Regions from separate parts of the Homo sapiens genome. Here region 1 is linked to region 2. Evidence: chromatin loops called from intact Hi-C (ENCODE). Cell type or tissue: dorsolateral prefrontal cortex. All regions are shown on one strand. Links, peaks and the distances in the headings refer to the core of each region. The heading gives the core; the rest is flanking DNA. Region 1 overlaps LOC105376205 (a long non-coding RNA gene). Region 2 has its middle 490 kb from the start of KLF4.

What was found. A loop is a pair of places that touch in the nucleus more often than their neighbours do. Peaks named below come from ENCODE experiments on the same cell type or tissue, not always from the same donor. Only the 100,000 strongest peaks of a DNase experiment are listed, where the experiment ranks them.
Region 1: a loop joins it to region 2, with 2.5 times the contacts of the local background. A loop is called at or near these places in 1 of 110 quality-filtered maps.

The regions. Positions count from the first base shown.
Region 1 is chr9:107,643,880-107,646,794 of GRCh38, forward strand. The region is part of intron 8 of LOC105376205 (a long non-coding RNA gene); the gene reads left to right. Among named protein-coding and RNA genes, the nearest start is that of KLF4, 160 kb to the left of the region's middle. In dorsolateral prefrontal cortex, for the core only: no CTCF peak of the experiment used is centred there; a DNase peak (open chromatin) is centred at 1,415; H3K27ac peaks cover 874 bases.
Region 2 is chr9:107,973,610-107,976,524 of GRCh38, forward strand. No RefSeq gene overlaps it. Among named protein-coding and RNA genes, the nearest start is that of KLF4, 490 kb to the left of the region's middle. In dorsolateral prefrontal cortex, for the core only: no CTCF peak of the experiment used is centred there; no DNase peak of the experiment used is centred there.

The DNA of each region.
Region 1 (2,915 bases), core at 243-2,742, 330 kb before region 2:
TTCCTTATGTATACACTTCAGAGGGAGTGTAGCCTTACTGATATATATATACATATATATTGAGACAGAACCTTTCTCTGTCACCCAGGCTAGAGTGCTGTGGTGCAATCTTGGCTCACTGCAACTTCTGCCTCCCAGGTTTAAGTGATTCTCACACCTCAGCCTCCCAAGTAGCTGGGATTACAGGTGTGTGCCACCACACCAGCTAATTTTTTTGTATTTCTAGTAGAGACAGAGTTTCACCATGTTGCTCAGGCTGGTCTTGAACTTCTGAGGTAGGGTGATCCTCCTGCCTCAGCCTCCCAAATTTCTGGGATTACAGGCATGAGCTTCCGCTCCCAGCCCCAACTGATACTTTGATTTACAGAACTGTGAGAGAATACGTTTCTGTTTTAAGCCATGAAGTTTGGGATCATCTGTTATGGCAATCCTAGGAAACTCATGCAGATTATCTTTATCTCCATTTTCCAAATGAGAAAACTGTATCAGAGAGGGTAAGTGTTTTTTGCAAAGCCACCTAGCTCATGAGGAACTGTAACTCAGGCTCAGGTTTATCTGATTCCAAAGCCGGTACTCAGATTCTTCAAGTGGACAATGGGAGATTTCAAGGGATGCAGTGGCAGAACGCCTAGGATGAGAAAAGTCAGACTGGATAAACGGAAGAAAGCTGGGATTAGCCAGGCATGGGGGCACGTGCCTATGGTCCCAGCTACTCGGGAGGTTGAGTAGGGAGGATTTCTTGAGCCCAGGAGGCGAAGGCTGCAGTGAGCTGAGATGGCACCACTGCACTCTAGCCTGGGTGACCGAGTGAGACCCTGTCTCAAAATAAACAAATAAAATAAAATAAAAAAAGAAAGATGGAAAATGAACCTTTCAGTTCTGAAGCAGAGCTTTTAAGGCAGAGGATTTCCTGAGGAGAAATGCCCCTTCCAGTAATCCCACAAAAGGTGGTGAAGAGGGGATTTTGAGGGGAATTTTGGTGGTTGTATTTCAGAGATGGTCCCAAGGCCAGTGGTTTTGGGGAACACTGGTTGGGCAGCTCATCCATGGGGCACCCAGGCGGCAACTTTTCAGCTAAGTCAGCAAGAAGGCTCACACCAGTCTGAGCTTGGAGAAACACAGATTTCTTTCTTCCTTTTTTAAAAAAATTCATCCTTCTCTCTCTCTTTTTTTAAACATAAGCCAGGCTGGGAGGAGCCTCAACAAGGAAGGAAATCAATAGGAAATGCCTTTAGAAAATGAGATTTTTTTGAAAGCATGTCATGTCTTCATTTTTGATGCAAAGTATTGGGCCCTGCAATTTGAAACAGGAAACAGCAGAAAGCAAAGGCAGCCAATGTGAGGACATGCTGAGGTCCCTCCTTTCAGAAGCCAGCTGTAACGACAGGGCTGGCAGCAGTGGATACGGGGCCAAGTCACATGGAGGCCAGTTGAGGAAACAGTGGGTGTTGGCCTGGAGAAGAGCAGTCTTGGGCAGGACATAAGAGTTTTATTTGCACAACTAAAGGGCTGTCATAGGGCAGTGGGAGCAGGTATGTTCTGACGGGGTCCAAGGTGAGGAACTAAAACCATTGGTCTGGCTATATCACAGGGAAGCAATAGAAGAAAATAGTTAAAGGCTGTAGAGCCAGGGGCTCAAATCTCAACTTCACCACTGGTTAGTATTATTAAATTTTTAGAGACAGGGTCTTGCTGTGTTATCAGGCTAATCTCAAACTCCTGACCTCAAACAATCATCTGACCTTTGCCCCAGGGATTACAGGCAATGCCAGTGCTGTATTACGGGCATGAGCCACCTCACCTAGCCAATTTCACCACTTATTCACTTGGACAGATTATTTAAGCTCTCTGGGCTTCTGCTTCTTCATCTGTAAAATGGAGCTAACAGTAATACATTTCTCATGGAGTTATTGAGAGGATTAGATGTATGTATAGATATAAAATTAAATTTGCCCAATTCTCTCTATTATAGTCATATATAACTATCTGATACTTTTTTTTTTTTTTTGAGACGGAGTCTGGCTCAGTTGCCCAGGCTGGAGTGCAGTGGTGCGATCTCGGCTTACTGCAAGCTCCGCCTCCCGGGTTCGCACCATTCTCCTGCCTCAGCCTCCCGAGAAGCTGGGACTACAGGCGCCCGCCACTACCCCCGGCTAATTTCTTGTATTTTTTAGTAGAGACCGGGTTCCACCATGTTAGCCAGGATGGTCTTGATCTCCTGACCTCATGATCCATCTGCCTCGGCCTCCCAAAATGCTGGGATTACAGGCGTGAGCCACCGCGCCTGGCCAATGCTTTTTTTTTGATAGAGTCTTGCTTTGTCGCCTAGGCTGGAGTGCAGTGGTGCAATCTCAGCTCACTGCAACCTCCGCCTCCCAGGTTCAAGTGAGTCTCCTGCCTCAGCCTCCCAAGTAGCTGGAATTACAGGCATGTGCTATCATGCCTGCTAATTTTTGTATTTTTTAGTAAAGACAGGGTTTTGCCATGTTGGGCTGGCTGGTCTTGAACTCCTGACCTCAAGTGATCTGCCTGCCTCGGCCTCCCAAAGTGCTGGGATTACAGCTATAGATATATGTCTCAACAACTGTCTTTTGTCTGGGTGTAGTGGCTCACGCCTGTATCCTCACACTTTGGAAGGCAGAGGTGGGAGGATCACTTGAGCCCAGGAGTTGAGACAAGCCTGTACAACTTGACCAAACCCTGTCTCTACCAAAAAAATACAAAAATTAGCTGGGCATGGTAGCATGCACCTGTAGTCCCAGCTATTCAGGAGGCTGAGGTGGGAGGATGGCTTGAGAATGGGAGATGGAGGTTTCAGTGAGGTGAGCTGAGATTGTGTCACTGTACTCGAGCATGGGTGACAGAGCCAGGCCCTGTTGCAAAAGCAACAACAACAACATCTTTTTCTCTGCATA
Region 2 (2,915 bases), core at 282-2,781:
CATTTTGCAACAAAGGAAGGGCTTTGGATACTTCTTGGAGGTGTGTCTGAGTGACAGGATCTGGGCAAACCAGTTGAATGGGTGCACCCCTAAGCAACCAGTGGCCTACTCTGGAAGGAATTGAGTTCTGAAACCAGAAGGAACCATGATTACAGAAGTTCCTAAGCTTTCCTACCTATAAGGCAGAGATGCTGTATTCTTCACAACAGAAAATCTAGCCACATGTAAGGAGGCTGCTAACCAGAAGATGGCCTATTGTTCAGCAGGCTAAGAACTACTCACATCTTTCCACTTAGATTCTCTTGGCTAGAGAGCCCTTTACAGAGCTTCCAGTCCAGTGTTTTTTGTCTTCTCTTCAAGGCAGTCCTAGAATTACCCCAAGCTGCCTTAGAATCAACCTTAGGGGCAAGAAAATGGGGCTAAGTAAGTTCTTGAGATTTCTGTTTCCATACAGAAACTCTGATTTTGTTCTCTTTTATATCTTGGGATTCTTTGAATGATTTATTTTAAGGAAAGAGTACGTCTGCCTAATAAAAGTATTTAAAAAGAATTCCTCCCCCCCCCATCACCCTTTTTTTTTTTTTTTTTAAAGGCAAATTGGGTCCAGGAGATGAAAAGTGAAACTAATCCCTTTAACAAAGACTTCCATGTTGCCAAAGTCAACCCTTTTTCTACTCGACCTCTTGGCAGCATTTGATCCCAGTTTATCACTCCCTCCATCTTGAGTTGTTTTCTTCTCTTGGCTTCCATGACAATGTACTCTCCTAGAGTTTGTCTTCCAGTACTGTCTGATTCCTCTCGGTCTTTTTCCTGGCCCCCAATACTCCAGCTCCAAATGCTGGCCTTTCCAGGGCTCTGCACTGAGACTTTCTCTCTTCTTCAACTATATGCTCCCCCTAGGAATCACATCTACTCTCATAGCTTTAAATTCTGTCCTCATACAAATGATTCCTACTTGCATAATCACACTTCTGATCTCCTCTTACTGGACTCAAAACTCGTATATGAACTTTATGTCTTCTCCACTTGAGTGTCTCAAACTAGACATTTTGAAGGTGGAAATCTTGGTCTCCCTCCTCCCCCAACCCCATCTATACCTTGTCCAGCTGTCCCTGCCCAGTAACTGACGACCTTCCCTGTCGCCTAGCATATGAACTGGAGTAATAGTCCTATGTGTTGAATATGTTGCCCACAGGACTGCCCCTGCAGCATGGGCGAAAAGTTAGAATTTCTTTCTCTCACCCCTACATTTAACCCATCAGCACCAGGACTCTAGTTCATAAACATACATCAGGTCCTGGTCTACAGACACTATCTGAACTTGTGCCATCTGTTTTCACCTACATCAATGAATAGCCTCTTAATAGGTCTCATTGCTTGTATTCTGGTCTCCACTTCCCTCATAATCCATTCTCCCTATGGTTTTAAATATGTAAATCAAATAATATTATTCTCCTGCTCAAAACCTTTTAGCCACCTGTTGCATATATAATAAAACCACCATTCTTCCCCAGGCCTGTGGAGCCCCTGCCTTCCTCACTGACCTCACGTGGAATGACTCCTACATTCACTCCCCGAGCTCCAGGCACACAGGCTTTCTTCTGATTCCTGGAACATCCCAAGCTTGGTTTTACATGAGGCTCTTGTAAGAGAAGCTGCCTCTTCCTGGAATGTTTTTCTCTTAGGTCTCAAACTCAAGTCTAAATATTACTGCTGGCCTCCAAAAAAACTTTCCTTGACTTCCTTTTCAAAATGTTGCCTTCCCAGACACTTTGTAGCATATTTCCTCCTTTTAATTCAAATACCTATTATCTAACACTTATTTTTTCTTTCATTTCTTATTATTTAATGCACTATTTTCCTCCCATCAAAGTCCATGAGAACAGGAATCTTTCCTGTCTTGTGCAATGCTTTTCCCCAGCTCCTAGAACAATTCCCAGCACATGATTAACATTCAGTGGGTATTTACTGAACACATGAATTGAAAGTGACTCTTTTAAAGACAGCCCTGGCAGAACCAGGCTGCCAAACTCCCACGTCAATGAAGGACTCATGAATTGACTTCTAGAGTCTCTGTTCAGGACACAGCGTTTTATGGATCTATGTAATGACTTCCTTCCCACTGAGCAAAGAAACGAAATAAAGTTGCTAGAGATATAACCTGTAGAGTTATGGGAATATTTTACTGCCTAGAAAATAATCTACTTATTCAATAAACATTTATTGAGGGCCTATTACGTGGAAGTTAGGCGCCAGGAATATAAACATGAACAAGATAAAATCTCACCCTCTTCTGTAGACAAGGATAGAGACATCTAAGCATATGGTGACAGTATTAACATTTTAGTGGTCATAATAATAGCCAGTGCTTACTGAGCACTTAGCAATGGGGCACTCTTCTGAGGACTTAAAGTACTTGGCACATTTATTTCTATGTTGTATATACTACTCTTCCCCTCATTCTGCAGTTGAGGAAACTGAGTCATAGTTTAGGTAATTTGCACAAGGTCAAAGAGAGCATGTGCAGAGCTGGGCTTTGCATCCTGATAGGGTATTGGGGAGCATGTTCCCTCAGCATGATGCTCTGCTGCCTCTCTCCTACAGGCGTGCAGGAATTGATTTGGGGACACAAGAAGGAATAATTCTCTCTGTCCTTGGTGGCGAGGGAGATTCAGTGAAGAATTTACTATGGAAATGATCTTTGAGCTTGGTACTTGCAGGTTGAGATGGTGTTCCCCATAGGGACATGTTGTAGGGAGACCCAAGGTAGAACAGCTGAGCAGAGCCACTGAGTTGCAAAAGGGCATCATTGTCTTGGAAACCTTGTGGGATTTGGTGGGGCTGGCACATCATGAGTAGTAAAGAAGAGATGCAGGGTGAAACTATAGAGAAATGCAGGGGCCATGATGAGAAGT